Regions from separate parts of the Mus musculus genome. Here region 2 is linked to region 1. Evidence: chromatin loops called from intact Hi-C (ENCODE). Cell type or tissue: heart. All regions are shown on one strand. Links, peaks and the distances in the headings refer to the core of each region. The heading gives the core; the rest is flanking DNA.

The links. Hi-C counts contacts between places; a loop is a spot of excess contacts. Peaks named below come from ENCODE experiments on the same cell type or tissue, not always from the same donor. Only the 100,000 strongest peaks of a DNase experiment are listed, where the experiment ranks them.
Region 2: a loop joins it to region 1, with 1.9 times the contacts of the local background. A loop is called at or near these places in 2 of 42 quality-filtered maps.

Annotation. Positions count from the first base shown.
Region 1 is chr10:68,161,676-68,172,694 of GRCm38, reverse strand. The region is part of intron 4 of Arid5b (AT rich interactive domain 5B (MRF1-like)); the gene reads left to right. The region is part of intron 1 of Gm51770 (a long non-coding RNA gene); the gene reads right to left. Among named protein-coding and RNA genes, the nearest start is that of Gm51770, 16 kb to the right of the region's middle. In heart, for the core only: no CTCF peak of the experiment used is centred there; a DNase peak (open chromatin) is centred at 6,584; H3K27ac peaks cover 2,334 bases.
Region 2 is chr10:68,232,698-68,243,716 of GRCm38, reverse strand. Arid5b (AT rich interactive domain 5B (MRF1-like)) reads left to right here. Exons shown (of 10, transcript NM_023598.2): 3 at 488-713. Among named protein-coding and RNA genes, the nearest start is that of Arid5b, 41 kb to the left of the region's middle. In heart, for the core only: a CTCF peak has its summit at 4,855; a DNase peak (open chromatin) is centred at 2,406; H3K27ac peaks cover 454 bases.

The DNA of each region.
Region 1 (11,019 bases), core at 1,743-9,742:
CGTGTCTGTGATAGGTCTCTTGGGCATGGTCCTCCCATCTGATTGAAATTCTGTGTTGATCTGTATCTCCTAGCTTCCCATCCATCCATCCTTGGTCCCCATCATCCTACTCGGCATTTCTTCACCTAGTTTTGTTAGATTCTGCCAATAAGTGGTGACACCATCTGATTGTGTTTTTTTCATTTAGCTCAATTTCCTCCAAGTTCATCCATGTTGCTGCAAATGAGAGGACTTTCTTGGTTTTTAAAGTCGATTAGTATTCTCATGTTTATGTACACACACCGCACTTTCCATTATCCATCCGCCAGCTGGTTGTCATTGACAGGTATTGCTTATGTATCATACATAATATAACAGGGAGCCTGGGAGTGTGTTAATGACTCGATTTTCTTTGGATAGACCCAGTAATGGGACTGATGGACTCCACCACAGTCCTGTTTTTAACTTTTTTGAGGAAACTCCCACAGTGTTTCTCCTACCAACTCGACAAACTTACGTCCCCCTTGTGGCTAACACTTTCATCACATCCTCTCCCTGCTTAAGACCGCGGCATCCCTGTAGAAACAGCTAGGGCTCTCTGTTCGCAAAGGGAACAGAGAACAGAGCTGACAAAGCCATCACCTCCTTCCTAACTGGCCCCTGGTCGGAGACACGGAGACACGGAAGAGGTGCAGTTTTGGTGAGAATGGGCATTGGGTAGAATGTGGCAGTAGAAACTGGAAGAGTTCATTTAGCAGCTACAGGTTCCGTTAAACGTTTTATTTTCTTGGATATTTTCTTTATTTACATTTCAAATGTTTTCCCCTTTCCAGATCTCCCCTTCATAAACCCTCTATCCCATTCCCCTCCCCCTGCTCCCCACTCAACCACTCCCATCCTCCCACCCTGGAATTCCCCTACACTGGGGCATTGATCACCCTCAGGCCTGAGGGCCTCTCCTCCCACTGATGTCCAACAAGGCCATCTTCTGCCACATATGTGGCCAGCGCCATAGGTTGCTCCATGTGTACACTTTGGTTGGTGGTCCAGTCCCTGGGAGCTCTGGAGGGGTCTGGCCTGTTGACACTGTTGCTCCCTCCATGGGGTTGCAAACCCCCTCAGCTCCTTCAGTGCCTTCTCCATCTCCTTCGTTGATCTCTGAGCTCAGTCCAATGGTTGGCTGCAAGTTTCCTCCTCTATATTTGTCAGGTTCTGCCTCTCAGGAGACAGCCATATCGGGCTCCTGTCAGCAAGCACTTCCCGGCATCCACAATAGTATCTGGCTTTGGTGGCTGTATATGGAATGGATCCCCAGATGGGGCAGTCTTTGGGTGACTTTTCCTTCAGTCTCTGCTCCACACTTTGTCTCCATATTCCCTCCTGTGCATATTTTGTTCACCCTTCTAAGAAGCACCGAAGCATCCACATTTTGGTCTTCTTTCTTCTTAGGTTTCATATAGTCTGTGAACTGTATCTTGGGTATTCTGAACTTTTGGGCTAATATCCACTAATCAGTGAGTATGTGCCATGTTTGTTTCTTTGTGACTGAGTCACCTCACTCAGGATGATATTCTTAAGTTCCATCCATTTGCCTGTGAATTTCATGAAGTCTGTTTTTAATGGCTGAGTTATACTCCATTGTGTAAATGTACCACATTTTCTGTATTTATCCCTCTGTTGAGGGACATCTGGGTTGTTTCCAGTTTCTGGCTATTATAAGATTTTTTTCCCTGGGTACACTTTTAGAGCCATGACCATGGAGACCTCAAAACTATGTTTGTAATTACCGAGAAGTTTAGAAAAAGCTACAATGGACCAGAGAGGACACTTCTCTGTATATTCAATATGAAGGTACCAAACAAGGAGCCTGATCAACTCCGTTTGCTATTTTACATCTCCATATCTCATCTAGAGAATGAAATGTTAGACATGTTTTTAATGGTTTTGAAGTCCTTCTGAGACTCTGATAGAAGCTTCAAGTCATCTCCTAAAAATATTCATGCCAGCATAATTATTACAATAATGGCTTTGAACAAGGTTATTTGCAGAAATTAATGCAACAAGCAAATGTAGACCATCCTGGGTGATCTTTTCATAACTGAAGGAGTGTATGACACCCAAGATGATAAACCCCTGATCTTCCATACCTCACACACCTGCTTGCTATTGGTGAAACAACAACAGGCCTTTCTAATAACTCTCCATAAAATCTCAACACCATTAGATTGGTTGGCTCATTTCCTGAGAATTCTGATTAATTAAAACAGAATGATAATGACAGTATCTCATACCTCTTATTGAAAGTTTAACACATGTCAGGAACTGAGGTATAGGCTTAATAAAGTTTGTGTGGTGTCTGCCTAAGAAATGGTGTGTATTTAATTAGCTGAACACTTAGCAAACCCAACCTTACTTAACCTTTAGTTGAGTACCTACTGTGGCCATTACCTTTAATGAGCACCTACTGTGCTCATTACCTCCATTGATTTTCCCAGCAGTCTTAGAGAGAGAGAAACAAACAGACAGTGTTGTTGAAGGAAGTCATTCCACATGCTAATAAACTGGGTGCTGGGATTCATGCTATCCTGTTCCTTTTAGTAGTCTGCTAACTACTCTCATTCATTAAACAGTGAGTTCGAGAACCTGACTTACACCCATATAGGGAAGCCAGAGGTGTTCTTCATATGAACCTGCATCCCTTCTTCTGACTTCAAACCTGATCTATCTTTCTCTTACCCTCCTCTGACAGCTGAGCACCTGTTGGAGGTGAGAGGCTAAGTTGGAAGATGAGAGGATGATAGGACGTCTTCCATTCACTGAGATCCACCCCCTGTGTGCTGAGGGGTCAGTACATGAGGGAAAAACTCACACCCATGGTCTGGTCCAGTTTGCTTGCAGCTTCATGTTGAGACATAACCATACTTAAGGGCTTATATGTTGTTGTTGTTGTTGTTGTTGTTGTTGTTGTTTTCCCTCAAGGATGGCTGACTTAGTGTGGTCCATAGGACTGATAATATTTATTCTCTGTTCTATCCTGGGGACTGAGGGGAGGCATCAGCCCTCTCATGTAGACCAATGGAGTGTTATGGTTCATTGATCCTAACACCTCTTCCTGTAGAGACATCATTGTTACATGTACCATCTGGCTGATACAATTGCATTGTAATTGTATCATTGTAAATGTAAGGATGAAACCCATTGATTGTTGCATCATTGACTCTAGAGACAAAGGGGGGAAAATGTGCATTGAAATTCAGTATCTTGTTCGGTGACCTGCTAGAGGCACTTAAAGGGGGGAGGGGACTGTAAATATAGCTTACCCCAAAGACAATTTTCTGCAGTTCATAAGTTGGTTGACATTTCACCAAGCTTAGGACAGGCCATGTGACAGGACCCAGTGAATTAGAACCATGCTGGATTTTGGCATCTGTCTTCCCAGCGACTGTTACCAATAACATGTAGAAATATTTTGGCATTTTCCTTGATACTATTTTCAACTCCCGTTAGTATAAATATTTAGGGTGTTTTAGAGAGGTGGATTGTACGGCAGGCACATCGTTAGCTCTTTTATCTCAGGGCTGGACTGTTTGAACAGTGTGCCTATTCTCTAAACGTGTTAAGAGGCTATATACAAAAGGCTTTGTGGAAGTTTGAAATGGAAGCTTCATCTCTCAGATGTTACTTATGGCCAGATTCTCACCAGTCTACAAAGTATGCCTAATTATACACAAAGGCTCTGAGGGGAAAGAGCAAACTCAATATTACAGTAGAAACTTCCTCCAAACAACAGCAGGACTCTGGGTCAAGGGTAGTGGCAATAATCATATAACATAAAACAGCCTGCATTTCCTGTGTACGCATGCTGGTTAGTATGTGTGCACACGTTTCTAGAAATTCAGAAACTGCCCAGGGCGTGTACGTTTGCAAAAGTAAGGCATGCTGTTCGGTTCTTTCCCTGATCCCACCTCCTTTCAAAAATAGAAACTCAGAAGTTCTGAGTCAGGCTACAGATTATTTGGCTGGTTCAACTGTAGAGTAAGTTATTAATGACACCCAGATGTTGTTTTTAGTGATTGGATGTTTTCGGCTGTGAAATAATATTTTCTTGTGTGTGTGTGTGTGTGTGTGTGTGTGTGTGTGTGTGTGTGTGTAGTGTGTAGTATGTGATGTGGTATGTGTGTGTGCATGTACGCGCATGTGTGTGTGTGTGCTCAGAGTGATGTTTCTTGCTGTGATCCACAGCATGTGGAGAAAAAGCCCAATGGCGGAAGCGTTTGCATGTCCAATGGCATCACTGATAAGTGACTGCTTCATTCTTTATTTTTAGCTCGCACTGCCTTTTTTCCCATATGTCTAAAAATAAGTATTTGCAAGCTTTGCATTCTGCTGCTCATTGTAATACACAAAATATTTGTGCACAGAGCGAAACGCACTGATAGCGCTCAAGATGAGCTATTTCAAGAAAGGAAGGCTTGTTGTGCTAAGAGGAGATAAAATACATTTTTATGAGTGGTAATGTCAGAGAAAGCCATCCATCTTATTTTGAAATAGTTTTAAAGGAGTGGCTAGATAGTTGACCTCTGAAATGATTTAAATAGATTCAATGGGGTGGGAGGAAGGATTCCATGTCTAAAATAGTATGCTCTGCTATATATTGGCTATTGTAAGTCATCATCCAAAGATGGCACTTAGTGCCTGGTCATCTGGGACAGAGGCCCCTCTGTGTAGGATCACCCAAGCTGTCAACTTCCAGAAGACCTATTCTCCAGTCTTTGAGTCTATTCCAGCTCGTTAACACCTCTATCCCAAGGCTGGCAGAGAAAAGTAGAGGAAGAGGAAAAAAAAAAAAAGAATCACGTTAGTTGCTCTTAATAGCCTTTGCAAAGGCCAGCTCATGGCTGAGATAGAAGCCAGTGGTGGGAAGAAAATGTAAGATTTTTCTGCTTTCTGTTGTAGGCTCCCTTTCCTGCCTCGGCACAGCTAATCAATATTTGACTTAAAGACGTTTCAACGAACTTGACGCTGGAAGGCCTTGCTGACATAATCGTGTATTATGTCTTCCCGTTAAACTCCCAGAAATAGGGTGAGCACCGGAGAGTTAAATGGTGTCCTGCCTCCCCATATCTGAGGGAGACTCTCTCCTGGGCTATTGCTCCTAATCAGGGGTTCCACAGCAGGTGACAACTTTTAATTCACCTTCAGAGCTAGCCATCTCTGTGACAACTCTGTGGTATGATCACGCCTTCTGGCCCTGACCTGGTGACATTCGGTATTAATGAGATTGGCAGGTTGGGCTGTGACTGTGTTTACGTCTTTGTGTGTTGCTATACTTACAGTTCACCCAGAACAATCTGGGGCCAAGGTTTGCTCTTATCAGGATAGGTGGCTGGTTGACACCACCTCACAGATTCTATTAGAAGGGACAATAGAGTCATTCTTCAGTGTGGGCAGTCCTTAGCCACCCTTGCTGATATGTATTCTTTAAAGCACCCTGGCTATGCCACCCTCCCATTTCAGCCCCACTTTTGGACCAACCACGCAGCTCAGAGATTTGGGGCTTTGTCTTGGAAGCTCCTCCATCAATCAGAATTCCAAATTGACACTGTTAAGGTCCCCAGAGGTGTTGAGGGTCTGGATTCAGCAATTATGGTGAATAAAAACCTTGCAGCTAGCTAGGGCAAATGCCAGAATTCCAACTACTAACAGTGGAAAAGGGAAGTGGTTTATGTTAGACTATGGTCATACTCTTCTGATTAAACCCACTCAAAAAAAAAAAAGAGAGAGAGAAAGAAAGAAAGACAACACTGTAATATTTTCCAATGACTGTTTATCATGAATTACGTCAGCCTTCATTTAAGTTGCTATTATTTCTCCTTAATGCTTCTCTGGTGCCTACATAATTCACCACACTGGCAGCCTTGGGACTATGAAATAAGCTTTCACAGTGTCCATACAAGGCGTGGGTTTTTTTTTTTTTTGGTTGTTGTTGTTAATTATTATAAAACTCCTTTAACTTTTTACAAAGTGGCATAAAATATTGTTGAGGTATTTATGGCTCAAACGACATGGCTCTATTTTGCTCCTGGCTAGTTCTTAACTAAAGCAATCATTTGTGGTTATTAGAGCTGCCAGAGATATTATGTCAGAACTGGTTTAAGACTATTATGTATCACATGTCAGTACTTGAGGCTGCCTTTCAAAAAAAAAAAAAAAAAACCAAAAAAACAAAAGCGTGATTTTCATTTGCGTTCTTCCAGGGATCAATGATTTATAAGCTAACTGGAGTTCATTCCAAGGTGTACCCATCACCTGGGAGCCTGTCTCAAACCTCCCATCATCCGCTTGGAGTCTCTTTCCTGTGGATCTAAAAAAAATCTCTCCAAAGCAAACGTTGGCAAAGGTTGAGTTCCAAGCGAAGATTTGTTTCTAGGGAGTCATGGAATTAGCTGGAACTGCTTAATGGCCCGTGGCTAGGCTAGTTCTGAGTCCCTGAGTGTGTAGGTTTTTTCTGTGTAGATTTCCTAAGTGTTGAGACCAATGGTTATGACCTTCTGAAGGGGGGGAGGGGGAACAGTCCCCACTCATGGGTGAGCCTGCCTCAGATGCTCAAACAGCCTACCCCAGCTTTGTAAAGACAGTTCTTGGGTGAAGGACAGTATGGAGAAAGGCAAAGAACCAGGTCTGGGGTTCCACAAAGCTGCTCTTCCAAGCAAACTTTCTATTAATATGGTGCTCTGCTGAGCTGCAAATACTGTGTGTTCCCTCCTCGCTTATTTAAAGCAAGAAAGGAAGGGCGTGCCAGAACATTCTACAAAGAACGAAAACACATTAATGACTCATGTGAACAATTACTGATTTTTCTTAACATATAATTTCTTAATTACTGTCAACCAAAATAATTTGCATGATAATATCCTCAAGCCCCTCCCCCCAAGTGGTGTTTCATAGTTTTAGCTTGGGGATCAAAGAGTCTGTTTGATCAATAATCAGGGAAATTTAACTCCTTCCTTCTGACTGGATCCACAGGAAGCTGACAGGAGATATCTTCACAATAATTACCTCCAACACAATGGGGGGAAAAAAAAGAAAAAAAGAGCTCTCCAGTAAAGTAAACAGCTCTGGAAAGGGCTGCAGGCGGTTTCTTTAGCTTGAATTCAAGGAGGAAATTGTGACTTTTGTGAAACTTGCATAAATTTACATGTATCCTGTCAGAGTTTTAAAATTAGACAACATGCCTGAGTGCCCTGGAAATGAGTCTGCCATCCAGATTTAGAGAGCTTTTAGCTTTTTTAATTAAAGGCATTTCACAAGCCAACACCAGAGACACGAAGAAAATTACGTATTACATAAGAACACAGCAACCTTGGAGATTTAGTGAGTGAATATTTTGGATTTAGGAAGGAGATAAAAGGTGTGAAGGGAGCAGTTATGGGGAATTTTTTAAGGTGTTAAAAAAATTTTTTTTTTTTTCAGAGAAGCGAAAAGGCCAAACTGCCACTTGCTGTAGCCCTGGTTCTGGAACTGGTTCAAAGCTCACAGAACTGACTGTGAGTTTGTGGTGGTTGTTAATGAGCACTTGTGGCAGTGAGCTGGGATCATGGATTTGTTATGAATAGATATATTCAGATATATTCACATGCATATATTTGTATATGTATATGAAATTCATATATATATATATATATATATATATATATGGAATTCAGAAGACAGAAGACAAGACTCATTACCACAGCAGATTATGAAAACCCCAAACAGTATGGTTATCATTGTGATAACCATATTTATCCGCTGCTCTGCCTCATATCCCACAACCCCTCTTTCTAAATGCCTTAATAATGCCTGATAATGAAATACTGTTATTGGCCATGTTAAACCATTTAAAGAAACTTAGACTAAATACTGTCAGCTCGTGTTTGCTTTCCTGGCGTGCTCATTTATTGAGAAATTTGGAATGAATGTTAAACATCTGGGCATAGCTTGGTGCACGCAAAGCCATCTTTAAAATGTGTATATTTCAGAACTTCTTTAGTGTATTTATTTAGAAATCTGGGAGAACTCTGTAAACATGTTGGAGGATATGGGTAACATTTGAATATGAAAGAGAAAGTCGGTGTAATTGAAAACCTAAATTTCATTTTCTATAACTATTACTCTGTTGGGAAGGACGACTTCTAGGGTGAGAGAAATCCAGGCTATGGTCAGGGCTGTTTATGGAGCAGTACCTCCCCATGTCTTATACCATATATATGAACCAGAAAAGCCCCCATTCTGGCCCCTTCTGGGTATGAGATATGATGTTTATTTCTTTAAAAAAAATAAAGAATTGGTTATTTCAGCACTTTAAGATATGGTTGGAGTTGCACTTGCCAGCTGCGTAGATAAACTGGAGTACAGCCAGGCCTACACACTGCAGTGCTAACTGCCTTTGGTTCTAGACAATTAACACATATGTTTTAAAGATCTTTTTAACTTTATATATATTTATATATGTGTATGTGCCCCCCTCCCCCTCTCCCTCTCCCTCTCTCCCTCTCACTTTCCCTCTCACTCTCTCGCTCTGTGTGCACATGTGCCACGTGGATATAGATGCCTGTTGAGGCCAGAAGAGATTATCAGACCTTCTAGGTCTAGATGACCAGTGACTATCAGCTGCCCAGTGTGGGTGCTAGGAACTGAAGTAGGGTTCTCTTGCATGTGTTCCTAACCATTGAGCCAACCCTCCATCCTATAGTCTGTATACTTTGTAGCCCAGCCTTTAAGACACTGATCCCATTGACACAATTGTGGTATTTGGGAGATGGTACAGTGTAGGAATCAGAAAGACAAAGTTATTAATGTATCACAAATGCGCTCCACTGTAGAAGTACAAAGAAGAATGACCATAATGGCAGAGTTTTCAGGTCTAAATTTTCCATTATGTGTGTCTCTCCTGGTAGCGGGTCTGAGGACCCAGGGCTACCTGTAGACTGGAAGCCCACTCTGAATTGTTCATTGTGATGTGGTTCATTGTGAATCTAGCTTTGCAGCATAGACCAGGCTGGACTCCAAAAGTTTTAATATCTTCCAGACAAGGTGCAGCTGAGATCTAAAGACCCTGATTATAGGAACAGCCATCTCTTGGGGCACAGAGGTTTTGTGGTGGGGACAGTTCTGGTCCATGGTGGTTGCTTCAGAGTTAGGGCAGGTTTTATTATTATTATTATTATTATTTTGTTTTAAAACTACAATTTAATTACATTACTTTCCTCTTTCCATTTTCTTCCTCCGGCCCTTCCCGTGTATCCCCAACCCCCAATGGCTCTGTCTCAGATTCACGGCCCATGCCTCCTCACTGGGCCACATTAACATTGTGGGGGGAAGCATGGCGGACCCAACTCCAAGCAAAGAACTAGGAGCATCTAAAGAACACTGAGAGAGGAAAACTTCAGTCTTCTCCAGAGAAGAGCACCACCCCACCCCCATTAGCCATTGAATACCGAGTGGTCAGCCCTGAACATTTACATTCATTTTATTTTTAAAATTTATTGGAAGGAGTGTGTGAGTGCCACAGCACGGGTGTGGGAGCCAGAGCCCAAGTTGGTGGAATTGGTTCTGTCCTTCCTCCACCTTCACGTGGGTTCTAGGGAGCCAGCCAGGATTCAACATGGGTCATGAGGCTTGAGTGACAAGCACCTTTGCTCTGGCGAGTCATTCTGCTGGCCCATCATACCATCCTTGGTCCCTAGCCCTTTGCTTATGGCTTCCATAAGTGCTCATTTACCATTATATAATTAGGAGGCTGTCATCAACAAAGATAAAAATTGATGTATTCTCCTTGGGCAGATATCCCCTGGGCCTTCTAAAGAACTGAAACATGGTAGCTCTGGAGAGATACTTTACTGGGTAAATGGGTTTTTTTCTTCCAAATTGTGGAGATCTGATGTTGGATACCCAGTATGAAAGCCCTTGACATGTCTCAGAAAATGAGGTAGAGGGTCTGTAAGGTGAATAAGGAGAGGAGGGTCCTTCCCTTCAGACCTGGCAACCTGAGTTTGTTCACCCGAACCCATGTGCTAAAAGCTGGGAACTGATTCCTGATGGTTATGCAAGTTGACTTCTAATGTCTGTCCACACCATGTTGTGGCCTATGCACATGTATACACACACACACACACACACACACACACACACACACACACACACACACACACAGAAGTGCATGCACCCACACACAGATGCACATACACACACAATAAATAAGTGAATGAATGAATGAATGAATGAATGAATGAATGAATGAATAAGGAATATGTATATGAATTTTTAAAGAAAAAAAAGGAGGCTGGCGAGCCGTGAAGAAAGACCTCTGGAGTTGACTTCTGGCTTCTGCGCATACACATGTACACACAGCGGGTAAGAGGCCAAGGGAACTGAAATGACAGAAAAGAACTAAAACTATGCTACCTGGCATGGAAATTGAGGGGAATGTAAACTGTAAGTAACTTATTTCAAAGGAGAACCCCCACATGTACAGCCCACAAGGATCTAAAACTGCAATTCCAAGGGTCAGTTTGTTCAATAACCCATAGAACCAGAGTGTTACCCCATCTATTACTTATTGATTGATCCATTGATTAGTTGCAACTTGATGAGGCTTCTGGAACAATAAGATACTAGAAAGAAGTGAAAAAAGATGAGCCTCTGTCTCTTTCTCTAGTGTGGGCTACCATAGCCTGAGGTCAGTCTCCCGTCCTTTTCCTCAACACGCAAAGTGTGGCAGATATACTTAGTGGTTGGAAGCCCTTGATGTGGCCAAGTCTTTTTTTTTTAAGATTTATTTATTTATTATTATATGTAAATACACTGTAGCTGTCTTCAGACACACCAGAAGAGGGCATCAGATCTCATTACAGATAGTTGTGAGCCACCATGTGGTTCCTGGGATTTGAACTCAGGACCTCTAGAAAAACAATCAGTGCTCTTAACTACTGAGCCATCTCTCCAGCCCCTTTTCTTAATTTTTTTTTGGTTTGTTTTGTTTTTGTTTTTTCGAGACAG
Region 2 (11,019 bases), core at 1,062-9,061, 72 kb before region 1:
AGTCCTATTTCTTCTTTCTCTATATATCTCCCCTGTTTATATCTCTCCCTTGTTTATATCTCCCAATAATAACAATCCTCTCTCGAATAATAATCCTCCCTCTAACCCGGGCCTCTCACTCTTATATACTCTCAGTTCCCATCCACGCACAGCAGGCCACACCACTTCACCAGGCACACAGCTTCAGCTAATCAGGGCAGCAGGGGCAAATCTCCACCAAATTGGATTCACCTGAATCCTGGTACACCTGCGCAGCACTCAAGATGTTTGTGTCTTATATGAGGAAGTCAGGTGCAAGTCATATGACTTAGCTACAGTCCCTGGCGCCTTTAGGACTGCCGCCACACCTGCTCCTAACAGACCATTTGCTGGAAGGTGAGGCTGGACCCGTGGCATCCAGGGAGGCTTGGCTAAGAATGGATCACTTTTCTTTTTTTTTTTTTCCAAACCCAGAATAACATTTTCTGTTCTTCTCCACCTCCTGTAGGATGAGGTCATCGCTGTCTCTGAAAAGGTGATTGTTAAATTAGAGGACCTTGTCAAATGGGCGCATTCTGATTTCTCCAAGTGGAGGTGTGGGCTCCGAGCCACTCCAGTGAAAACTGAGGCCTTCGGGAGAAACGGACAGAAGGAGGCTCTGCTCAGGTACAGGCAGTCAACCCTCAACAGTGGGCTCAACTTCAAAGACGTTCTCAAGGAAAAAGCTGATCTCGGTAAGCACGGCTCCTGCTTCTACATTCACTGTGTGGGGATGTGCAGTGAGCTACATCCACTCTGTCCATTATCCTGGAACCCCTTACTATCAATATATCTCCATGAAATGAAGTAAGAACTATGTATGAAGGAAGATGCAATATGTAAGAGTTATATATTATTTTCGAATTATATAGCATAATTATATGTTGCAGGGCTGGAGAGCTGGCTCAATGTTAGTTAAGAACAGTAGCGTTCTTTTAGAAACGGTCAGTTCAGTTTCTAGCACCTGTACCAAGCAGCTCCAAGCCCCCTGAAAACTCACCTTTAGGGACATCAGATGCCTCAGGCCTCTGAGGGTGCCTGCACTCATGTGCACATGCCACACGTATGTGCACGTATGCACACATATACACACACACTTAAAAATAATAAAAATGAGTCTTCAGAATATATTATATATCCTGTATATAATTATCTATTAGGGTCTGGAGAGATGGTTCAGATAGGAAAACTCTTGCCTTAGAACCTAAGTGTGATCCCCAAGGCCCATATTACGAAGCCAGTCACAATGGTACAAGTGTGTAATCCCAGAACTGGGGATTCTGAGATGGGAGGATTGCTGAGGCTATCCCAAGTAACCAAATAGATGAGTTCCAGGCCAGTGGGGAACAAAAGCCAAGATGTGTGGCTTCTAAGGAATAATACTAAATGTTATCTTCTGACCTCCACAGGTAGATACATGCACAGAAACAGAGCAGACCTAGAAATGCACACACAAAGAATTATATCTTATAAAATTACATATTATATAACAGTATAGTATGTGATTTTTTTATTAAAAATTATAAGCATGGATATTACATATGTGTGTATATAATTGATTTATCCTAATGGGGCCCAAGACTAAGAATTGGAAAATGCCAGCTGGGCATGGTGGTGCATGCCTTTAATCCCAGCACTCAGGAGGCAGAGGCAGGCGGATTTCTGAGTTCGAGGCCAACCTGGTCTACAGAGTGAGTTCCAGGACAGCCAGGGCTACACAGAGAAACCCTGTCTCGAAAAAAACCAAAACAAACCAAAACAAAAAATTGGAAACTACCTGGGCAGGAGAGGAGAGGAACCGTGTGAGCTGTTGAATTATTGGGTCTCTCTTGTGTAAAGTCTCTTACTGGATGACATAGCATGTGATCTCAAATAATGGTCTATGTGCCTTCAAGATCCAAGACTTAATTAGGGTTAATAGTGAATTAGCGGAGACTTAAAATATTTGCTGTAGGTTGGTAGTAAGACAAGTAGGATTTCAAGTCAAAATCTCAGGTATGTAGCAACCTGAAGCAAAACGGTGATTCATTCACTTCTGAGGTAATAGAACAAGCAAGAAACTGCTGGGGTGGGTGTTCTTGGCTTTTCCTTCCTCCGATCTGTGTTTATCCCTCTTTCTCCTACAAAGGAGTGTCTGGACTTTAGTTTTCTTTTCTCTCCTGCTTTGGAGTGTTTTGACCATATCTGAACATCAGCTCTGCCCCTCAGCTGTGTGACCTTAGGTAAATATGTATGGTCTAATCTTCCATCCTCCCATACAAATAAGGACGTGAGAGGCCTCACACTGCGAAGGCATTCTCCTGCCTCAGCAGACGCTCCTCCTGAGACCATGTGACCCTGTCCACCCTTCGTCTGGACTTGTTTGTACCCTCAGTGGCCTTCATGGCTGGACTCTTCTGGTGTTGCTCAAGACCAAAGCTATTGACCTCTGCTTTAGACTGCTTGTTTCCTCTTCATGCAAAGAGGAACTTCGTTTTTAACACAGAGGCATCTTTTCTTTCATTAGTCCATAGTGCTGATTTTCAGGGGCCTGGTTGATGCCTTAATGTGACAACTTCCTGGTTTTTCTGTTTTGTTTTGTTTTTAAACCTAGAACTTAGCTTTTACAAGAAACCCTGACGATTTTTTTTAACAGACATAGACTGAATAACACCAGGGAACTGACTCTCTTTCATGTGATTCTGGTTTGTGGTGAGGCGTGCTGTTTGAGCAATAGCGTCGAGACCATCCTGCCATTTCTAGCAACTGTTGCCTGGTAGTTCTTTGATAGATGTCCGACAGTGGCATTTTAGACCCACAGCCCTCTTGTCATGAGCGACATTATAGAAAATTATTAAGGTAGCTTTTTTTCTTTCTTCTCGGCTGAGGAATTTTTAAAAATAGTCTTTACGTATTTCCTGTTCACACAGGCCCAGTTTTATCAACCCACCCTGACTACTTTTATGATGTGTGAAAATGTTGACTAGCAGTGAATCTGCTGGGTCACCTTCTTCCAGTGTGACCACTGTTGTGTCTCCATTTGATTGCTTTGCTTTTACCTTAACATTAAAACCTTTGTCTGACTCTTTTTTTTTTCTTCCTTGAGTTATGGAATATAGCGTTACTAATAAAACATTAAACAGGAAACCCGTGGGGGGACAAAAGGCTATGTAAATGGTTAAGCTTGATGTCACACATGTAAACAAGAGTATTTATAGCAGGGTTGTTTTGTGTTTCTTTTTTTTTTTTTTTTTTTTTTCGAGACAGGGTTTCTCTGTATAGTTGTTTTGTGTTTCAAGGGGATAGTTTATTAATGAGCACACACACATACACACACAGCCCTTTTAAAAAAAAAAGTCCATAATCTTTGTGGTTTCCACCCCCACTCTCCCTCCCTCCCCTCACCTCATGTGGTTCCAGAAGAAACAGGTTTGTCTAACTATTCAAAGCACTTGCTGCTGATGGTTTGGTCTTGAAAATGTAGATTAGTGGCTTTGAAATCAAATGGCATTTAGATTTACTAAGGAGTACCAGGCTAATGGCTAAGTGCAGCTGCCCTAGAATCTTCTCTGTGGGACTGAGATGAAGCCCACAAGTGTAGACTGATAGAAGGCTTCCCAGATGGTTTGGGATGTGTGTGTGTGTCTGTCAGTCAGTCAGTCAGTCTGTCATTTGGGACCCTTTTGTGGGGTTAGCTTGGGAAGGGAGATACCCAACAGGAGATTGATTGAGGGACCCTCTAGGCGAACAAGAGAAACCCCATAGCTTTTCTTTTTGTAAATGTGAGGCACCCCTTTAAGGACAGAACGTAGGGCCTTGAAATTCTATTGGGTTGGTATGAACTGTGGGGAATTTGAGACAAATAGCTTTCGTAATTGGAATGCACGCTGTGTTGTAATAATGTGCAAAGAGAAACAAAAACTTTCCTTAATGTAATGAGTTTCCATTATCTGTCTGATCTAAAGTTTGTGAATGTACATTGTCAGGCTTTAGACTGGGGGCTTTTAGACCAGGAACACTGCGGATGCTCTTGGCCATGCACTGTCCCATCCCAGAGATTGTCCGACTCTCCTTCTCTGGCTGTCACATCAAAGGATTGTTTTGGCCTTTTTTTTTTAACCTCAAGTTTTCTCTTTCTCACTCAATCTCAGTCTCTCTGTGTCTCTGTTCCTTTCTGTTTCTGTCTCTGGCTTTCTCTGTGTGCCTCTATCTCTCTGTGTGTCTCTCTGTCTCTTTCTCTGTGTCTCTATACCTCTGTCTCTGTGTGTCTGTCTCTATCTCTGTCTCCGTTTCTCTCTCTCCCTCTCTCTGTATCTCTCTGTATCTCTCTCTCTCCCTCTCTCTCTCTCTCTCTCTCTCTCTCTCTCTGCCACACCAAAACCACCTCCAATACCACACTGTGAGTGGAAGCTCTCAGCTCGCAGAGCCTTTTCTTCTGTAGATCCTTCCTCATTGTTCTCATCAAAGAAAGATGAACTTTTGAGATTGCTTAAGGACCCTCCCGCTAGCCAGGAAGCTAGCAAAGAATGGAAAAACTCACCTCTCCGTGGAGAAAGTCAAACTTTGAGTGTGCTATTTTTTTTTAAAGCCCAGTTCCTCTAGCCTGTTTAAAAAAAACATCAATAATAACGAAAGAATTAGATTGACTCTCAAAGGCAGATTTTTTTTTTTTATAATATAAAACCCAGCTAAATGAAAGTGCTTCTCTTGCTCAGAGTTAGTAAGTTTCCTCTTATGCCAGTTTGTGTCATTTCCCGTCTCTCTGTGAATAGTGAAAGAACAGAATTAAAACAGCACAAATGTGTGTCTGGCAACAAATTAAACTGCACAAAGGGAAACTCTGCCCAGTGGTACCTCCCAGTGGCCACTCCAACTCTCCTCACCATCCTTGCCTGGTTTGCTGGTGTTGTTGTTGTTTTTTGTTTTTCTGTTTTGTTTTGTTTTTGTTTCCTTTAAATCACCTTTCCCTTGAGAGCAGCCTATTTGTTTTTAAAAACCTTCCAGAGTCTTCATTTAAGACTCTTAAGTGGCTGCTGACAACAACTACAGATGCAGCTAGTGAAAAGGCTAATCATTAAAACAATAAACATTTCTTCCACGTGATGCAGCACATTTATTGCCCCCCCCCCAAGCAAGTTCAGCCTGAGACCAGCACCAACTGGGTCTCTCCTGGGGTGGGGGTTACTTCTTCAGCCCATTTCACACTGGAGGGTGTTTTTTGTTTGTTTGTTTGCTTTTATGCTGTTTTTAAAGTGAAGAAAGATCTCTGTGTGGGAACAGAAGGGTTAAGGAATGTGTTATTCATAAGCATAACGAACACAAAACCTGTTCGTCCAGAAGAATCAGACTGATTAAATCATTCACTACACAAGCCTCTAGTTATTTATTTTTGTCTTCAGAATTACAGTACTTAGCTTTGTAATAAAGTGGACCTGATGCCCATATTTGGTGTGGCACTTGAGAGTCGTCAAATGAAGACTTATTTCATTTTACAAAAATTTTTAGCAACTTAGGAATATAAATACTATCAGTTAAACATAGCAAAGTTGCATTTTTTATTCCTTGGGCTATCGTTTGGGGGGAAAAATCAAATTATTTTATACAACACTGTTTCTCACAGAGTTCCTTTAAGTGAGGTATGAAAGCCACAGTGTAAGCTTTATTGGCCTATAAATATGTCATTATAGTTGGACTACATTTATATGCTTCGGATTGTTGTTTAAGCCAAGAAAATATGTCTCTACAGGTTGATTTTTTTTTTTTTATTGAAACCCTTTGAGGCATACAGCAAAATGTGTTTTAGGCCAAGGTTATTAAAGCAGCATTTTCTTCCTTTTCCCCCCCTTTTGTAACAGACTCGATGTCAATTACCATACTGCTAACTGTTTGTGGATGGGCAGTTATGAATGGTTTCGTCTCTAAGTATGTCTTTAGAGTAAAAATATTAAAAAGAGGGGAGAAGGAAAGGAAAATGGGGAAAAGGGAGAGGTGGGCTCTGGGAGGAGAGGAAGGAGTCGGGAAGCTGAAAGCTAGATGTAAAGTAAATGAATGAATGAATGAATGAATGAATGAATGAATGAATGAATGAATTAATTAATTAATTAATTAATGAAAAAATCAGGAAGGCTGAATGAATGAGAGAGAACGAGAGCAAGAGAGCAAGAGAGATAGATGGAGAGGGAGAGAGAGAGAGAGAGAGAGAAATATAAATGAAAAAAAAAGAATTTAATGTCCCCTAAGTGTCTACTTGGGCAGAGAGTGACCTCCCCTTTCCCTGCCCCTGTAGGGGCTTCCTCTATACTTTGGGTAGTGGATGGAACCGAGCGAGCATGCGCCGTGCGGAGGCTGTTCCCTCTACCTAAAGATCTGCTGCTCTCTGAAAAACCCCTGAGCTCAGCACATGCTCCTGCCTTCAGGTTCTTTGTTGTTAAAATGAATAATAATATACACCTGGCTTTCGGCTGTTGGATTTGGGAGGAGACCAAGCCAGGACAGACTCCTCGGGGCTTCCGGAGCGTTTGTAACCCTGGAGTCTAAGTTACTTTTGTTCAGTGTTAGCGTAATCAGATGGAAGGTGTGTCTGATCAGGAGCTATGCGGAACCATGCGAGCACCGTGGTTTGTTTCTGGTATTCCTAATCACAGTTTCTCCGGACAAGGAGTAGGGTTTCTCTCCACATTGCCTCTCCCAATAGAAGACACACCAAAGTGTATATATATCTCCTATGTATAAATTATATATTTATATAATGCTCCTGTTTATCTTTAATCTAGCCACAAACCTATCAATGTAATGTACTATATATGGTTAATCATTGTATTATTTACATACGTAAACTGACAATATTACACATAGTAATACCTAATACATAATCTGCAATTGAGATATATGATACATGTGCATGCTTTTCTTTATATTATAAATCACACAACTGGTATTAAAACAAGCTGAGCCATCCATTGCCAGTTATAAACGGAAACTTTCGGGTTCTTTGTTAAAAATTGACTGCAGTTGTTGATTAGAAATTCTTGAGGCCTGGTATTACAAATGGTTCTTTGTAGTCACCTCTGAGTATGGAGTGTCCAGTGGCTTCCTGGAGTACTCAAGGCAACAGCTTTTACTCTTTTCTATAAAGAAAGGGCTTGAGGGTTTCCCATTTGAAACACATTAAGAGCGTGAGTTGTCTAATCAACTCATTAGGACTGGTGGCTCCTCATTAAGAACCCCCCCAACCCCTTCTTCTTTCTTCTCTCTCTTCTTGTAGGAAGGGGTCTTCTGGAAATGCCGTCTGAATGTGTTGTGGGTTGCCCTGGTGCTGTTTGTGTTTTGATGTTAATTCTGCTGCCCCCACTGAGAAGTGGACCTGTACTCAGGTGATCTCACTGAACCTTCTCTCCATTCTGACTGATCAAATAGAGGCTAGAACTGACGACTGGGTAGTGTAAGGCAAAGGTGGGACTGGAGGAGAGAGAGAGCAAGAGGAGGTGGAAGGAGGATGGAACAGAGCTAGATGACCCAGAGAAGCCGCAAGTAGCACGGGGTCTCATAGCTGGGGAATGAATTAGTATAGTGATAGATCTGCCCAATCTAGGTATATAGCTTATAAATATAATAACTGGTTGTGTGTTTTTTATATGGGCTTATTGGGATAAGAAATTACCCTGGCAGAATGTGTTATATTCTCAGTTGCTTGGCTGAACTGTTTCCAACTGAAATGTGAGAGTTTTCTTAGATGATATATGTTTGCAATATTCTATTGGTGAATAATTTGAGAAGCCCTACAGGACTGCTCGAAACACTTTGGCCTTTCTACTGTCCTTACTTTCAAACTAGAAAGACCCCTCTGGGGGATTCTCCTATGAGGGTTTGACAGCAGTCTGGGCTGACTTTGATTCCTTACAGACTCTGATCATAGCGCAGTTAATCCCTGAGAAGCACGCTGCTACAGTGTCATTATGGCTCGTCCAGGAGCTGCCTCTTGACATTGTGAGTGATAATCCAGAAGCCCTTTAGGTTAAAGTTCGAAAGTCCTGAGTTCAAGTCCAACCTGGACTCAGAGTGAATTCAAGGGCAGTCTGAGCTATATAGGAAGATTCTGTCTCACTAAAGGAAATGAAGGGGCTGGCAAGATGGCTCAGCAAGTCAAGGGGCTTGCTGCCAAGCCCGACGAGCTAAGTTGAATATGGAATATGGTGGAGGGAACTGACTCCCACATTGTCTAATGTACACACACACACACACACACACACACACACATACCCCAAATAAGTAAGTTTTATAAATGAATGCATTTCAACATGCATAAATCGACAACCAAGACGTTCAGAATATTATCTAAGAATAACCAGAACCCCACAAACTAGCAATTCAAAAGGGAGGGGAGAAAATGACTTTTTATTTTATTAGAAATCAAAAATTCAACTTTACTCTCTCGCTAAATAGTTGAAGTTATCCTGAAGCCGTGACGGAAAGGACCAGTAAATAGTTTTCCAATAAGAAATATTCATCTATGTTTCCTGAACCCAGCTGGGAAGGAAGTCTTTGCCAAGTCTCCTAGTGTCTGAGTTGATTGACAGGCATTGGTTGCCTCTGCTTTCCACACACACCGCCATCCCATATGGAGAGCACTCCTGTCCAAAATCTTTCTGTTTGGAATTCCCATGGACCTGAAAGGTCTCCAAAATGGTCTATGTTGATACATCCTTTGAAGATGGGCAGCCGACTAGAGAGAAAGTCTAAGCCTGGGAGTTTCTTAGTTTGAGAAGCAAAACAAAAAGTGACATTAGAATATCAAGGATTCTGTCTTCCCTTATGAAATCTAACACAGAAACAAGGAGTGGGGTACCATTTTTGGAATTCTTTGTGAGGTTGTCCAGGTGGAAGAGGTTGGTCCAGTTAACATTTCTTCCCCCTTCAGTTCTGACGGTCTTTAGAGTTCTCTCTCTATTTAGCTAAACAACCCCAAATGTTTTCAATTCTTTCTCCGGATGTGGTTTTTGAGCTTCTTCACCATCCTGGTTATTCATTTGAGGACGCATCTCTAGTGTTTATATTACGGTGGTTTACTCATTTATATTGTGAGGTACTGCTTTGCTAAGAATCCTCCAGCCAGAGTCAAAGTGGCTTCCAGGCATAGAAAGACTGCAGTCTGGTCATCACGTATGGTCAGATTTCCAACAGCTGGCTATGCTCTGCTGTTTCCAGAGATGCTGTGACCCTAGTGAGGTTTAGTTCTCAGTCTTGCCTTTTCCACTCCTCTGAGACATAAACATTATTTCTCTACCACCACCTCCTCCTCTCGTTTACTGCCCACTTTTGAGTTGATTCTCCTTTCTATGTAATGCCAAGTTCGGGCTGTTACTTAATAAACATCACTATTTATGAATCCTCAACATGCCGTTTGGGAAATATTTCCAACAGCTGACGTCCCTGTGACAGCACACCACAAAGTGTAAAGTGTGACCTGGACAAGCTGGGTTTTACCTCAGTAAGGATCCATGTGTGACGGGCAGCCCCACCTCTGGCTTTATTTCACCTACTTCAACAGAGCCATCGGAGTATGGTGGGTCCTCTTCATCTTGCCAAGCGTGGCAGTTTAGCTCACATCAACCACCTTTCTGAATTCTGATGTCCTTGTGTTTGCATTTTGTCCAACCTGTCGGCATTTCTGGGTTTTACTTTTCACTGGTACCTTTTCACGAATCAAATTCTTTGTGGCTATTTCTCCCATAAAACCACGATGGGGAAGGAAACCAGCTCGTATTTTTGTTCTGGCTTCATTCGTGAGACATGGTAATTTCACAATGACTGACTGTGGAATGGTCAGCTGATGGGAAAATGAAAGAAAGATTCGGCTGTCCTTGAACTCCCGTCTCCTGGACTCCCTTTGTCTCTTATACCTACTTTGGGGAGACCCTTGGCTTGATACGAGCTCATACATCCCCAGGATGAAAGACAAACCTCCAAACTGGGAGTGGTGATTGCCAGTTCCCTTTGGTGACAGCATTTTAGTCTTGTCTCTAGGACAAAATGTATGGGAAGAGAGATCTATTTGGCTCCTGATTTCAGAGGGTTAGATCCATCTTCAGTTCACTCCCTTTGGCAATGACATCATAGCCAACCAGGAAGCAGAAGGCCAAACAGGAAGCGGCCAAAGACAGTGCAACCCCAGGATATGTCCCTATGATCTATGATCTATGTCTTCTATTTCATCCCTACCTCCGTGAAATTCCCATAGCCTCCTAAAATAATGTGAAGTCTGGGGACCAAACACTGAACCAAGGTCCTCTGTGGGACAGTTCACATTCAGTTCCTGATGGAATCCAGTTGGCCTACCGTAATCTGTAGAACATCTCTTGAATAAGAAATGCAACTCTGACCCTTCTTCAGGTACTTTTTTTTTTTTTTTGAGGTTTGACTCAACCTTGCTGTTAATTCCATTCTGTAAAATGTCTTTCACGTCATGATGCTTCCTTTCAGCCTCTCCTGTCTAGCCACTGTGTGTGTCCACGATAGACCTCTATCGCAGTCCTTGCCATCTTAGAATCCAAAACACAGCTGGGCGTGTTAGCACACGCCTTTAATCCCAACACTCCGGAGGCAGAGGTGGGCAGATTTCTGTGTTCAAGGCCAGCCTGGTCTATAAAGTGAGTTCCAGGACAGCCAGGGCTGTGCAGAGAAACCCTGTCTCAAAACAAACAAACAAACAAACAAACAAACAAAAACAAACAAAAAAACCCAAAAGAATCCAAAACACACCTGACCCGCAGGTGACTTGACATGAGGCCATACTTGAGCTCGGCATTTCGTCTTAATATGCTTTAAGATCGAAGTCAATTCTTTTAAACAGCTCCTGTATCCTTCAGAGTGCTTTCAATGGGAGACTTTCTTGCAAAACATGTGTTTCTCGAAATGTCAAAGATTCCCTTCCCAACTTTCCTCTGACATTATCTAGTTAAGGCTGTGTGGTTCCTGCAGGTTGCGGCAATGGAAGACTGAAATTTGGGCTTTTAGCCCATATTA